2 separate regions of the Homo sapiens genome follow, and region 2 is linked to region 1. A link is a loop called in an ENCODE intact Hi-C map of the cell type or tissue named here. Cell type or tissue: mammary epithelial cell. All regions are shown on one strand.

Evidence for each region. Peaks named below come from ENCODE experiments on the same cell type or tissue, not always from the same donor. Only the 100,000 strongest peaks of a DNase experiment are listed, where the experiment ranks them.
Region 2: a loop joins it to region 1, with 8 times the contacts of the local background. A loop is called at or near these places in 6 of 110 quality-filtered maps.

Annotation. Positions count from the first base shown.
Region 1 is chr10:6,644,210-6,652,209 of GRCh38, forward strand. No RefSeq gene overlaps it. Among named protein-coding and RNA genes, the nearest start is that of LINC02648, 29 kb to the left of the region's middle. RefSeq lists an enhancer at 4,623-5,288. In mammary epithelial cell, a CTCF peak has its summit at 3,912; no DNase peak of the experiment used is centred here.
Region 2 is chr10:6,419,713-6,427,712 of GRCh38, forward strand. PRKCQ (protein kinase C theta) reads right to left here. Exons shown (of 18, transcript NM_006257.5): 18 at 7,436-8,000. Among named protein-coding and RNA genes, the nearest start is that of LINC02656, 73 kb to the left of the region's middle. In mammary epithelial cell, no CTCF peak of the experiment used is centred here; a DNase peak (open chromatin) is centred at 3,519.

The DNA.
Region 1 (8,000 bases):
TTGTATTTCCAGAAAATAAGCCAACCTAGTAACACCACGAGCCCTGTTTGTGCTTGTTTTGAACTGCCTGTAACTCAGATTTGGTCTGGGTGAGAAACAAGAGTTACAAAACAGCATTTTCTGAATGTGAATCCATTTTCAAAGTTCCCGAAAGCTCTTCTTGAGAGCCCGTGGGGCTTTTTATATCTGTTCACTGTGGGAGAGATTTCCAGTTGCCCTTCAATGGCTTTTTTTCCCTCATCTTCCTTGGTATTAAGACTTTTAGATAAACACACAGCTCACAGAATAATCTGTCAGTGCATGGAGGTGTGTCCAATCTGTGCATGTCAGCTGTCTCATGTGCTCCCAAGGAAAAATGGTGGAAAGCCTTAACCTGGGACACAAAAAAAACAGATGAAATTTAATCTCTGAGATGTCTTGAGGAGCCAGAGAAATGTCTAAAGGTAAACATTTTTAGAAAAAAATTATCTATCTTTATTAATTAATCTTCCTCCCCACCTAATTCCTAAAGCACTCAAGGTGACTGCGTAGATACTGTCATTTATTAGATATACTGACAAGGTAACTGACTCTTTAAAACAAGGAATACTTGGCTAGTCTCAGATGAGCATGTGAGGTAACGTTCAAGATAGGCTTCTAATCATAGGTGCTCGATACAGTGATTATTTTTCCAAACACACACCTACATGCACAATTAAAATTGACCTACAGAATCAGTTTGATCTTGCTTTTGGGTCAGTTAAAATTATCTTGTGAGCATTTTGTAATTCTTTTGAAATTCTTCAAACTGATTCCATTGAAAAACAAAGACATCATGTATTCAAATTCCCCTTTATTGTTCAATATGTCTGTTATTCTCACTCTTTATTATTACAAATCATGCTGCAATGGACAGAGACTGGAGAGTATCAGTCACCATCATCCTGGCTGGCTCGTGCAGGTTGAGAAGGCAGCAATCGTGGGGAGGGCAGGAAAGGGTGTCAAGAAATGCCATAAAGGATCAAGGCCCAAGTCACAGATCTGAGAGCAGCCTCAATGGCTGCCATAGAGAGCAAACACAAGCACTTCCTACCTCAAGTCCTATTAGTTTGTCTTGTTTTTATTTGCGACCAAATTGCAATTCATCATCATTTCATTCCAAATTATTGGAATCCCAGAAGCACCTCCTGACTCTTACCTGTTGAGCTCTTGGTAAGAACCTCTATTACTCACAGCAGCAATTTATTTTGATGGGTATGTTAGTGAATATTACACATATTCCATTAATATTACAGACATCCCATTGGTTGAATTTTGATAATTCTTCCTATTTTACAGAGATGAAAACGAAGGGTCACTGCCCAATGCCTTGGCTTGTAGGTCAGGTGACCATGTATCTGACCCTGAACCTCTGCTCCTGACACCACTCCACCATGGTGCTGGTGGTGTTGCCGATGCTGGATGGGGGCTGAAATGTCAAATGACTGGTAAGCTGAGCCCGAAAGGACATCGGGTCCCCCAGAGAGCCAAGCTGAGAGTCAAGCTGAGAAATAAGCCTGTGCTAGCCAATTTACTACAAGCTCCACTGAACAATGACTGTGACATCAGTTCAGGGACAAATAGTGGTGGTGGCCCACTCCTGGTTTTTCAGGATGGGGTTTCTCCACTCTGGCTGCATGGCTGGGTCACTACGGGAGCTTAAAGGAGTTTCCTCTGCATGGTCTACACAGAGGATTCTGAGTTAATACTTTTTGATGGGGCTGGAGCATCGCTAGCTTTGACAAACTCTTCTGGTGATTTCCATGTGCCCCCAGGGTTGCGAACCACTTTTTAGGGACTTCTGAGGCTCTGAACTAGTGGTTGTTGAAAGTGCTAATGTGTCCTGTAGAAAAACACTTTCAGGCCGGGCGTGGTGGTCCATGCCTGTAATCCCAGCTCTTTGGGAGGCCGAGGTGGGGTGGACTGCTTGAGGTCAGTAGTTCAAGACCAGCCTAGCCAACATGGTGAAACCCCATCTCTACTAAAAATACAAAAATTAGCCGGACCTGGTGGGACACGCCTGTAATCCCAGCTACTCAGGAGGCTGAGTCAGAAGAATCACTTGAACTCCGGAGGCGGAGGTTGCAGTTTGCTGAGATCACACCACTGCACTCCAGCCTGGGCAACAGAGCAAGACTCCATCTCAAAAAAAAAAAAAAAAAAAAAAAAAAAAAAGGAAAAGAAAAGAAAAACACTTTTCATCATATAAATTAATCTTACTACTTTAGCAAGAGCCCCAGAAAGATATAGCAGTGGTTAAAAAGGTGATATATAGAGGAATTCCAGTATCTACTTTTCTGTTGTGAAGTCAGAGGGACAGAAACCTAGTGCTTATATGCACAGCAACGTGGGAGGCAGATGTGGGAAAAAGTCTGGGATTCCAGTTTTCATTTCAGCTTAGAAGCTCCTTAGCAGTGAAGCTGTCAGTCTGTCCACTTTCAAATCTTGTAAGTCATGAAATCGCTCATTGCAACCTGGTGTTATTTTTTTCTCCCTCCCTCTTTGCCTCCCCCCTCCCTCCTTCTTTCCCTCCCTCCTTCCCTCCTTCCTTCCTTCCTTCCCTCCCTCCTTCCCTCCTTCCTTCCTTCCCTCCCTCCTTCCCTCCTTCCTTCCTTCCTTCCCTCCCTCCTTCCCTCCTTCCTTCCTTCCTTCCTTCCCTCCGTCCCTCCTTCCTTCCTTCCCTCCCTCCGTCCCTCCCCCTTTCCCTTTCCCTCTCTCCCTCTCTCCCTCCCTCTCTCTCTCTGTCCCTCCTTCTCTCCCTCTCCCCCTTTCTTTCTTTCTTTCTTTCTCTCTCTCTCTTTCTCTTTCCCTCCCTCCCTCCCTGCCCCTTTCCCTTTCCCTCTCTCCCTCTCTCTCCCCCTCTCTCCCTCCTTCTCTCCCTCTCTCTCTCTTTCTCTTTCTTTCTCTTTCTTTCTTTCTTTCTTTCTTTCTTTCTTTCTTTCTTTCTTTCTTTCTCTCTCTCTTTCTTTCTTTCTCTTTCCCTCCCTCCCTTCCTTCCTTCTTTCCCTTCCTCTGTCCCTCCCTCCCTCCTTCCTTCCCATCTTCCTTTCTCAAAGTCTATAATTTAAATGTTAATTGCATCTATAAATACCTTTACAGAAACATCAGTACTGTTTGTAGGCTAAATGTCTGGGCACTGTAGCCTCACTAGTTCCTCATGGAGGTATAAGTAATGTTCAGGGGTCAGTGCCTCTGGCCCAGTGATGGTGGTCCGTTTGAGAAGGGCCCTGCAGTGCTCGACCAATAAGGCAGCCTTCCCGGGTGTGCACCTACAGGCTTTTAAGTCACATTATTAATGGTGTGATCAGACCCACGGCAGGTCTACCCCTGGAATAATAAAGAATGCTGAAAGATAGAGGGAAATGAAAATGATAATGGAGGATTAGGGAATAATATTTCAATCAAATATAAATAAAATCGGCTTCTTCCTTGGACTCTTTTTTTTTTTTTTCTTTTTTTATTTTTAAAGACAAAACCTTTTTTTCAAATAGGGAAACTCAATTCTAGTAGACCATAGTGGCTGGCAACCTATTTTGAGAGAGATGGTTTGGAAGAAGAGCAGCTTCCTTAGGCCAGAACGAGAACCGCGCTGAAGCTAACAGGAGAGGTCTGAGGGCCGCAGCGCGGGGCCCGGCGGGCTGGGCAGTATGCTCCTCTCCAGCCTCAGGGGTGTGCAGGCTGGCTTGGCCATAACCACCAGAGGAGGAGCCGGTGGGAGACTGGGTCAGCTCCTACCTCCCGGGTCTATAAGCAGAAAACGTGGCTCACAGAAAACCACAGTGAAGCCGAGCCCCTTCCTGGGAGCTTTCCCTGCCCAGTGGTTGAGCTCTGGGGACTGGAACGGATGCTGTGGGTCCAGGACTGAGACAAGGTCCCTGGGGACGGGAGTGGTCCCTAGTGGTAGAAGTGGGGACTACACCCAGAATTCTACCCAGGTGAACTGGAAGAGAAGCCCCCTGGGCAAGCAAATATGCCTTTTTTTTTTGTAGCCTCACAAAGGGTTACTAGGTTTATTAGGGTGAGGATGCAATGAATTTTAAAATATCAGACCAAAATTTTTATAATCAGTAATTCATACTCACTGTGGTTCCCATACCAAGAGCCAAGAGCAGAGACACCACTTTCAGTAGTAGTGTGTGGGTTTGGGGAAAAGGGAAAGGAAAGCAACCCTCCTGAGGTTGGGTTGGTAAAGAATAAGGGAAAATTACTTTTCCTTCTTTTCCCAAATAGTCCACACTAGCTTAAAAAAGGATAAGTTTATTTTTCAATAACTTAATTTATTAAAGATAGAACTGAACTGAAGCAGTATATTGGCATTTCTGCTATAATGTTATATATAAGATCACAAAAAACTTTATGTACTGCAAAATCATGTGCTAAAATATAATAAGGCTTCTGGGAAAAAGAATGTTGCAAATTTTTAACCACAGTACTGACAAAAACATTAGGAATCCTAGGAGAAAGAATCAGAGTAAAAATGACAGTTTCAATCCCTTAAAACCAAAACAAAATTGTAGGTAGCTGTATTAGTCCATTGTAATGCTGCTTAGAAGAATCACCCGAGACTGGGTAATTTATAAAGAAAAGAGGTTTAACTGACTCACAATTCTGCAATGTGGGGAGGCCTCAGGAAACTTACAGTCATGGCGGAAGGAGAAGCAAACACATACTTCTTCACATGGCAGCAGCAAGGAGAAGTGCAGAGCGAAGAGAGGAAAAGCCCCTTATAAAACCGTCAGATCTCATGAGAACTCATTCACTATCATGAGAACAGCATGAGGGTAACCACCCCATGATTCAATTACCTCCTGCCAGGTCCCTCCCATGACACATGGGGATTATGAGTACTACAATTCAGGATGAGATTTGGGTGGGGACACAGCCAAACCATATCAGTAGCTTAACAGAAGTGGGTGAGCCACTTAATAAGCAGGTCCAAGAAAGAACAGGTGGTAAAACTGAGTTGAGTAGCAGAAAGTGCCACGAATGAATGTTGAAGGTATCAAGGCTTTTCAAACTCCAATATGCATATGAATAACCTTGAGGTGTTGTTCAAATGCAGATTTTGATTTAGTCAGCCTGGAGTAGGGTCTGGGATTCTGCATTTCCAACAGGCTTACCTGAGATGCTCCGACTGTGAGCTTTTGGAGCACACTTGGGTCGCCTGAATATGCAGTACTGTGTTGAATCCTCCATGCCTGGCTGTGTTCAGCTGGGCTAGTGGACTTTGCAGGAAGCTATTGTTACCGGGAGGTACAAAATCTAAACTCCTGGTAAAAACTGTGAGTCAGCATGCCTTTTCTCCCATTCGGATATTCCCCAAATCGTCAGTCATGGATGAGTTAATTTAGATTGCACAAACATGCACTGTAGCAAAACAGACTCTATTTGGGACTAGGAACTTCTTAACTTTCCTTAGAGAGAGATCTCTACTCTGCTAGTCCTTAGAATTAAGAAACATTAGGGCTGAAAAGAGACATGAAAAGCAGCCTGTTGAACACTTTCATTTTATAGGTGATAAAAATGAAGGTCTTGGGTCACCCAGCTGGGTGGAGGCCCAGGTGGGACTGACCCATTTCCCCAATTGCCTTTCCACTCCATCTGGTGAGCATGGCTACTTCTTAGGAAGGAGATAGGTTTATTTTAGAGGCAATTTTTATATATTCTCCAGTTTTATAATTATTCCCACTGATTCCATTTCTGTTTAGAAGAGGCAATGACGCAGTGGCTGTTCCACTTCCTGCATCCTCAGATGAAGCTTCTGCATCAGTCAGGGATGTGTGTCTCTTTAGAAAATTCCCCTGTCATGTATTGTAATGTGCCATAGTTCTCTTGACTGCTCAGGCTTGTAGGTGTAAGAGGATTCCTGTGGGAAGAATCACAGAGGAATGACGGAAGGGATGGAACGGTGATTTGGAGAGGAGAAATCTCTTCTTGGTTCTCGGTTTATTGATCACGTCACTCCTAGGCATCTTGATAGCACAAAATCTCAGTGAATTTGGTTTAAAATGAACACGATTTCATGTGCATACAGCATACAAGCAGAATGAGGGAAAAGAGTCTGTCATTCTCCATGGGCTGCTGGGAGAAAGGCTGCTGAGTTCTGGCAATGATTGATTTTGCTGGCAAACGGAATGAACTGCACCATTCTCATCATCCTTCTGAACCTTGGATTCTTTCCTTGCTTTCTTTCACCAGGCAGATGATCACACTGTTCCCTTATAGGCTAAGACTTTGATTCTTTCATTCTGCCTTTTGTTATTGATCGTTTTTCACAGATTTTTCTTTCACACTAGATTATGAACAGTTTTGCGTTGGCATATGTAATGACCAACTCTAAAAGAAACTATATGTGAGCAGGTGCACACACACTCATATGTTTATTACAGCTTTCACCAATGTAAAGAGTATATAGCATGCCACTTAAAAATAATAATAAAATATTATATCATATGATACCTTTTATTGTCAATTCCAGTTAGTCAGTTGATTCTCACGAGATGCTTTCGTTGGTATTAACTGTACTCCAGTAACTGCCGCCAACGCATGGTTGCAACTGAAGAACGAATGTACTTCTGCTGTGACAGTTGGCTGGTATTTCCATTTGCATTAGCAAGACAAAACTGAAACAATGAAGACATAGTTGTAACTTCATTCATTTTTCAGTAACATGAGTGATTACTGAATTGAGTGACAGTTTCCAAATACTGGAAGAATATTTCTTTCCTTAAATTTGTGCTATTCACGTCATAGCTACAAGCGTGGCAAACATTGAAGTACAATCTACATCATTCCCATTTTTTCTCATGGCTTCTTTAAAATAGTGAAGCTCAAATGTGTAATAGTTAATGCTTTCTCTGGTGAAAATCCTCCCACGAAAGCCAAATTTAGCCTCTTAATGCGATGTCCTTGAAGGAGAGTTGAGAAGAGGTGTGCAGTAGCCCTCACGGCACAGGTTTCCACCAGACAGAGGCAACATGCGAACCGGCTCCCAAGAGCCCAGGAAACAGCGCATGGAATAAAATCACTTGGAAGTGTCTGGGTACTTATTATTTTTAATGGCAAAAATATTTTTAATTGCTTTTAAAAATTACCATTACTTTTAATGGCAAAAACCACAATTACATTTGCACCATACTTTTCTTTTTAATATAATTTATTCAATTATAAGTTTGTATAATTTTTTAGATAAAATTTAAGAATTTCAATATAACTTATTTAATTGTAAGTTTGTATAATTTATTTTTTGGACAAAATTTATTAATTTTTTCTTGCTTTGTCACCTGAGCTGGAATGCAGGTGATGCCATCATGGCTCACTCCAGCCTCAGCCAACTAGGCTCAAGTGATCCTCCTGCCTTAGCCTCCCAAGTAGCTGGAACTACAGGTATGAGCCACTACATCTGGATATAATTTTTTAAGAAAGGCACTGTTGGTAGCCCATTTTTAGTTATAATGTGGCATATCAAAATAAGATTAAAGATATTCACCAGCATGAAAAATACTACAGTGAAGTATATAATTTAATTTTAAATAATAACTGTATGTAACAAAAAGCACCCTAAATTCCTGAAAACTTAAAAATAAACCCTTGTGTGCGATCACAAGCCAACTCAAGCACATCACTGGTTTAAGGGCAAAGTCTATATCCTATTCATCTTTCAGTTGATCTGCATACAGTAGGCACTTAATAAATGTGTGTTGCATTTATTTAAATTTATTAAATAAAAGATCTGGACTAGATGATTTTTAAAATCTCTCCCAATTTTAATGTTTTTCCTTTTTTAAAAAAAAATTTCCACTTCAACGTAATTAAGAAAACATCAAAATATAAAGAAAAAAATCATCACTTCTGGTCCTACTGCCCAGTTTTAACCATGGATAGCATCTTGATATATTTGTCTCCATTTTTTTTCCAATGAATGATGTTTACAAATTGTAAAGAAATCAACGAATGTAAAAGCATAAAGATAAAACTAAAAA
Region 2 (8,000 bases), 220 kb before region 1:
GAGTCTTGTTCTGTCACCCAGGTTGGAGTGCAGTGGCGCCATCTTGGCTCATTGCAATCTCCACCTCCTGGGTTCAAGTGACTCTCCTCTGTCAGCCTCCTAAGTGGCTGGGATTACAGGTGCATGCCACCATGCCTAGCTAATTTTTGTATTTTTAGTAGAGACGGGGTTTCGCCATGTTGGCTGGGCTGGTCTTTAACTCCTGACCTCAGATGATCTGCCCTCCTTGGCCTCCCAAAGTGCTAGGATTATAGGTGTGAGGCAACGTGCCCAGCCGAAATCTCCTTTTTTTTGAGACAGAGTCTCACTCTTGTCGCCCAGGCTGGAGTGCAGTGGTGCGATCTCGGCTCACTGCAATCTCTGCCTCCCGGGTTCAAGTGATTCTCCTGCCTCAGCCTCCTGAGTAGCTGGGATTATAGGTGCGCACTACCACACCTGGCTAATTTTTGTATTTTTAGTAGAGATGGGGTTTCACCATATTGGTCAAGCTGGTGTCGAACTCCTGACCTCGTGATCCACCCGCCTAGGCCTCGAAATCTCCTTTTAATACACTTAAACACACCATGCCTTCGAATCTGTGAGTTGGGCTTCTTCCCTAAGGGAGCTGCTTTGTGTGGACGCTCCACTCCCTTGCCGTCTGACTGGTTGTTCTCTAGACTTTACCACTATGGCACGGCTGCTGGCGTTAACTTCTTTTCATAATCACTGCATGAACTTCCTTTGTTTCAGTCAGTCTTCCATGGGATCCTTGGTTTCCAGGTTCCTGTGTCTTTGTCTCTCTTGCTTCAGTTCCCTCCCCTGAGATGACCTATTTCCTCACTCCCGCCTTTTTTTTGGTAAAATATATCCTCTCAATAGCAGGTAGGCAGAGGATAATTTTTTTGAGAAATTGGTTGTCTGAAAATGTCTCTATTATATTCTAACATTTGAATCATAGATTGGCTAGTTATAGAATTGTATGTTCAAATTTATTTTGTCTTGGAATTTTGAAGACATCGTTCCAGTGTCTTGTAACTTTGTTACTGTGAGCAGTCCAATACCATTTTCCTGATCCACTGTGTGTGGCCTCTTTTGCTTTTTATGGGAGGCTTTCAGAAAAACTTCTCTCTCTCTCATCACTAGTGTTCTGACATTTTTTAAATTATATTCTTTGGTGTAGATCTTTTTTTCATTTGTTTTATTGGACACCAAAATAGTCTGTTCACATTGAAAACCTATGTATTTCAGTTCTGGGGAGTTTTCTTATACTATGTCTTTCATGACTTCCTCCCCTTTGATCTTTTTTTCCTCTCTAATTATTATTATTTAGACATGGACTTTGGAACTGAAACTCTAATTTGTTTATTCTCCCAACATTTTCTAGCTCTAGTTTTCATCTACTTTTGGGAAGTTTCTTTAACATTCTGAATTTTTATAGCCCCTGGTCTAGTTCATGGATGGAATGTGAATGTAATACATCCTTAGTGTTTCTGAAGATAATAATTGTTGTAGCCTGGGCATGGTAGCTCATGCCTGTAATCCCAGCACTTTGGAAGGCTAAGGGGGAAGGATCCCTTGAGCCCAAGAATTTGAGACCAGCCTGGGTAACAAAGTGAGACCCTGTCTCTACAAAAACTCAAAAAATTAATCAGGCATGGTGGTGCACATCTGTGGTCCCAGCTACTTGGGAGGCTGAGATTGGAGGATCACCTGAGCCCAGGACGTGGAGGCTGCAGTGAGCTGTATTTGTGCCAATACACTCCATCCTGGGTGACACAGTGAGGCCTGTCTCAAAGAAAGAAAAATTCAGTTTCTTCATCTCAGCTACATTTCAAGCCAACAATAGCTCCATGTGGCTAGTGGCTACCATACTGTGCAGTGCAGATGTGGTACATTTCCATCACAGCAGAAAGTTCTGTTAGACGGTGTCAGAATTCAGAGTTTGTGGTGCATTTTGTTCATGACTTCATTTCCACCAATGGTATTAATTTGTCATGTGCTATAAGAAAAAGCCTAGATGCACTTAAGCATTTTTGACAAATGAAGGTTGAATGACATCAAGACACACTGCACAGCTGGCTCTTCCTTGATAGTTCCAGTAGAGAAAGGTGGTGCATAGATCGAGTCACTGCACCATGTGTGCTCATCTAACCGTGCTGAACTCAGAAGAAACCACACCATGGTAGTTAAGACACATTGACATGGAGGGTAGTCGTTTAGTTTTAGCCTCGTAATGTCATCATCACCATAAAATCAGTCTTGTTCTGTCAGTGTTATTACTTTTGTAGTTTTCTTTGTATTAACTTTTACAAATTGTATCTTGCTTTTATAGCTGTATAAGAAAAATAAAGCAGAAGTTTTTATTTTTTACTTCTTCATATTTAGGTTTGATACCCCCTTTCTTTGTGATCAATCAGATAGAATTATTTTTCCTATGAAAGAGGTCTCTAAATGATTTATGTTGGGATGCAGCAATAAAATAATAATACTATGTTAGTGGGTACCTATTCCACATTAGGTACTCTTCCAAGTGCTTTGCATAGATGGCGTTATTCACTTCTCATATGGCTTGTGAGGCTAGCACTATTATTGTCCTTATTTTATTTTATTTTTTGTCTTTATTTTTTGGTCCTCATTTTAGAAAGGAGGAGACTGAGGCTGAGTGTTTAAGTGACTTGTCCAAGGTTATACACCACATCGGGGGTGAGGCTGGGTGTGACCCGGGCATCCTGACTCCATAACCCACTTGCTGTCCCTCCCCTTATGGTGATAGAGGGACAAGCTTTGTCATCAAACAGGCTTGGGATCTAGTTCCAGCTCTTCTTCTATGATTCTGGGAAAGATGTGTAATCTTTCCAAACCTCAGTGTCCTTGTTGATAAAATGGAGACAATGATGCTGTCCTCAGAGATTGTCGTCAGGGGTTAAATGAGGTAATATACACAAAGCACTTCACCCAGTACCTGGTAATTGCAAGAATTTTCCAGAAGGAAAACTGAGCTCTCCTTCTGCCACCTGGGAGTAGGGCAGTTGGTGCATTCCAACAGCATATTTTATAGTCAAAGCTTCATCCGCAGTAGAGTGAAGAAACGACATGGAAGGCAGAAGCTGGGGGCAGAAAACATGTTCCCTGGCTGGGCATTTCCTTCCTGTCCTCATGGTGAGACATCATTGATCACTGTGGTCACTGTGCCTCTCAGATGACCCCCTGGTGGGAGTTGCTGCCAACCTCTGAGGGTCCTTCTCAGACAGTGAGTTGGGTGCTGTACAGAAACAAACTTGGGTGGCGCCTACTCCATTTCCAAATATCTCTGGGCTCTGGGAGTTTGGCCCAGCTCTTCACTATGCTTATTTCAGAGGACAAATAGAGGTGGGAGGCATCTCTGGACAGCAACAGCTGGTGTGGTCAGCAAAGGCAGGAGGCTGATGCTGCAGCCAGGCCTGGGGTGGGTTGGCTTTGGGGTTGTTTATGAGATGTGTTGGCCCTTTCAGCCTGGTAGGAGAGAATGAGCAAAAGCCCTAGAGCAGGAGCAGACATCAGGCATGTAGGGAACAATGAGTCAGCCAGCCTGGTGCTCACGGCAGTGTGGTGTCTTGCTCTGATATACACACACAGGCACACGCATGCCCCAGGGACACACTCAGTCTCTTTGGGTTCCGGACTTATTTAGGACGCAGGGAGAAACAAGGAAGTTGGGGCTCCTTCCCTCATCACTGACCCTCCAGGAGACTGAGCAGACGGCATTGAGGGAAGGAGAGCAGCCAGTGGCTTCATTCCCCGGCCTGCCGTCGGCTGGGGGCTGCTGCCCATCAGGATGGTTCCCTGAGTCAGAGAGAGGAATAACACAGGACTGACTGGAGGGCTGCCTGCAAGACTCCCAGCACCTTGGGGACCCCTCAGTAACTCCGGGAAGTGAGAGCAACTTACTGGAAGTTGCTAGTCTTAGCCCTCCTTGAGTCACCCACACTGCGGTGGCAGGACGACCCTGTGTCTCTGCTACTGTGACCGACCCTACCTCCTGGCTTCTGCTGCCCATCCCTTTGGCTGCCTTGTGGTCTTTACCAAATGCCTCTTCTCTTGGCCATCTGGTTTTTGCCTCTGTCTAAAATTCTTCAGGAGAGAGGACCTGATACCTAAGTCCAGTTAATCCTGTAGTGCCTGTAGGACGAAGTAATTTCCACCAGGCATTCTCGTGTGCCAGGCCCCACACAGACAGAGGATTGTAGAGACGTGCTCACCCACATCCTATTCACCCACTCACTCAACAAATGCACGTGATGGAGGAGTGTCTGCCAGGGTGGTAGGCTCGGTGGTAAAGAGCGTGGTCCCTACGTGCAAGAAATCTCCTGTGTAGCTGTGGCACCAAGAGCAACATCACTGTCACTCTAGGGCTTGTCTGTGTGTAAACAAGCAAAATTCTCGGGGCAAAACCAAACCAAACCAACACCTTTATTATTTGCGCCCACCATCCATTCAGACCTGCTCTGTGGGGCTCATTCTTCCAAACTTTGGCTGAAATCTCAGAGGTCCCATGACCTTTCCGGTGACATTAGACATGTCCTTCAGTTGCTCCCTCAAGATTCATTTCTGTAACTTACATGTGCAATGCCATGAATAATTGAAAACCGATTTAAAGTTGACCCTGTCCTCTCATCTAGCTCGAGAGGGCAGTGCTGGTGGCTTGTGGTGGGGAAGGCACGTGGTCAGCGTCTTCATACTTCTCACCCGCCCATGCTCAGTCCTCTCCTTCCGCAGTCCGATGACCATGGTTTCTGCTCCTTCTTCCCCGAAGTTGGGAAAGGACAGAGAAAGGAGAGAGGTGGCAGGAGAAGTCTTCCTTGGTTTGCATTGTTGTGAGTGGGTTCTGGGATGTTCCCGGTCTGTGGGTGTTTAAGGCTGATGCTTCCTCTGTTGGCCATCATTGATGGGTCCATTGGAGACAGAGGCTCTGAGAGCTCAGACCCCTGCCTGCAGTTTTATGATGTAACAAAGGCATTTCTTCTTCTCTGGCTGATTTACGACTTCTTCCTCTCTCCTAAGCATGGTCTTGCTGGACGGGATCTGAGAAAATCCTGGTCAATGCTCTCTCTGTGGCCAGCCTCTCGTGCACAGGGAGCTCTCAGCCAAACTCTCAGTCTGTATCTTCCAAAAAGAAGCACTGATCTCTCTTTTTCCAAAACCTTTAACTATACCCTGAGGTAAAGTTCTCATTTCTATTGGCAAGGTTGAGTCTAGGCTAAAGTGCAAAGTGGAGGGGAACTGGGAGTGGTGATGAGAGGACCGGCATCGAAGAGACTGGCCCCCGCACTGCGTCCCCTAGAAGGGGGACAGGTAAGCCAGGTGTGGCCCTGAATTAGGAAGTCCACTTAAAACTTTAGTGAACAATCATCAGATGCTGATTGGTGGATGTCGCTGAAACCCTGCACTCTGGAATGAAGCAAGATCTGATGCTAAGAGTTCTGGGTTCAAGTCTCCACTGGTCAACCCTCTAGTGTAAGCTTTATGGTCTCCCTGGGCCTCAGGTCTCTCCTCTATTTTTTTTTTTTTTTTTGAAACAGAGTCTTGCTCTGTCGCCCAGGCTGGAGTGCAGTAGCGCGATCTCAGCTCACTGCGACCTCCGCCTCCCGAGTTCAAGCGATTCTCCTGCCTCAGCCTCCTGAGTAGCTGGGATTACAGACGCGTGCCACCATGCTCAGCTAATTTTTTGTATTTTTAGTAGACGGGGTTTCACCATGTTGGTCAGGCTGGTCTCAAACTCCTGACCTCATGATCTGCCTGCCTGGGTCTCCCAAAGTGCTGGGATTACAGGCGTGAACCACCGCACCTGGCCAGGTCTCTCACCTATTAAATAGGGATATTAATAAGCAATTTCAGAGGACACCTGAAAGAATAGAAGGAAGTAACAAGTACTTCGCACACTCAGAAATACGAAGCAAATAGTAAGCTTGTTAGTCACCTGACATATTCATACAGATGACATTTATTAAAAACAAATGATGAGGCCTGTAATCCCAGCACTTTGGTAGAGTGAGGCAGGGGGATCATTTGAGTCCAGGAGTTCAAGACCAGCCTAGGAAACATAGGGAGACTCTGTCTCTAATTCAAAAAAATAAAAAATAAAACAAACAAAACCAAATGATGAATAGACCTTATTTTGGTCTAGTGGAGGGGATAAAAGTTGCGTTGGTTCCTGTTTCTAAGAGCCAACAGTCTTCACTTATTTGTCTCCTGGTAGGGGTCCTGTTGGGGTCTCTGGGTGTCAGGAGGATGCTGGGTGCTGGGGCAGGGGTATGTGGGAACCCAGAGTGAGGAGAGGACGACTGGAAGGAAAATGGGGTAGAGCTGCCCCCAGGCCTGCAGCGAGTGGAATCCACGAGTGTCTGTGTTTTGGAAAGTGTTGCTCACTGACCTTTTAACTTTGCAGGATTTTGATTCAGATTTAGAACCAGAAAGCGCTCTAGTGAGGACTTTAGATAGCGTCTTCACCAACCCCATTGCTCTAGTGAGAAGGGACTTTAGATAGCGTCTTCACCGACCCCATCACTCTAGTGAGACGGGACTTTAGACAGCATCTTCACCTCCATTACTTGGAGGCCCCAAAAGATGAAATGACTTGTTCAGGGCTTCACAGCAAATGCAAAGCAGAGCAGAGATCAGAACAGAACGGGCGGCTCCCTGCCCTCCACTGGCCCATCCAGGGCCTTAAAGGACCCTCTCCCTCCTTCAAGCAGGTGAATTTGGTAAACATGTGTGAGCATTTTCATTTGGAGCAAGGGGAGGACAAGTGTCGCCTTCTCACATAACTAGAGGTTTGTAGTCATGGTGCTATTTTCAGAACAAAGGGCCCGGACACCTGAATGGACACATCTGAAGATAGATGCCCATCCTTAAATGAGGTTACTCGTGTTCATTTTAGGGGAGTGTCTATTTAAAAAAAATCACAAGAGCTCCGTATAGTCAGGAAAATGTTCCAGCACACCTGCAGACTGTCAACAGTCTGCTTATATTAATTATTCTATTTTAAATATAATATCTAAAGTTATTTCCAGCCATGTGATGAGGTAGGCTAGTGACTCCGAATATTATGCAGACTTGCTTTTCTTACAATTGCCTTAATGTCATCTGACTTCCTCACCCTTTGTCTTACTCTACTCCTGCCTCAGCCTCCCAGGTAGCTGGGATTATAGGCCCCCGCCACCACGCCTGGCTAATTTTTGTATTTTTAGTAGAGACAGGGTTTCACCATATTGGCCAGGCTGGTCTCGAACTCCTGACCTTAGGTGATCTGCCCACATTGGCCTCCCAAAGTGCTGGGATTACAGGCGTGAGCCATCGTGCCCAGCCAATCCCCCAACTGTAAAACATCATCTCAATGCTAGCTACATTTTGAGGACTGACACAGCAGAAGCAAGTTCTTGTGGGGGGCAAGCGGGGAAGTAAACGATTAAGAGGACTCTTTTTTTTTTTTTATTCCATTTTTACACATCCACCTGTTTGCCATGAAGTCACAACATTTTATCAAAATATACACACAGCACAAATACCTTTAAAATGTATGGTTGGAATTCTAATTCAACTCAATTGACTGCTGCAAACAGCATGCATGGGCCATTGATCTTGAATGATGCCTACGGAGGGGCTTATGAGTCATGAAATCACCAGTCATGGCACGAGAAGGGGTTAAGGTTCTTTTCCCAGGAGACTTATGCACTTCATTTCTTTTCTTGTTATAGTGTGAGAATGGCAGTGAGTGACTGTGCCAATACTGGAGTCTGCTGAGAATGGGTGGATGGAAAGGTTTTTACTGGCAAGGGTGAAATGATACTATCTTTTCTATCTTGACAAGATAACAAGCGAAGGTGTCTAGCAAACCTTCCCTCTCACTTTCCACTTGTCCTCTTGACCATGGATTTCATGCCCAATCAGGATGAATGGATTTGTAGATCTCAAGTTACAAGCTATGTTTATTGTAAAGAATTCCCATAAAAACCTATCCAGGGCTGGCCCCCCAGCCATTTACA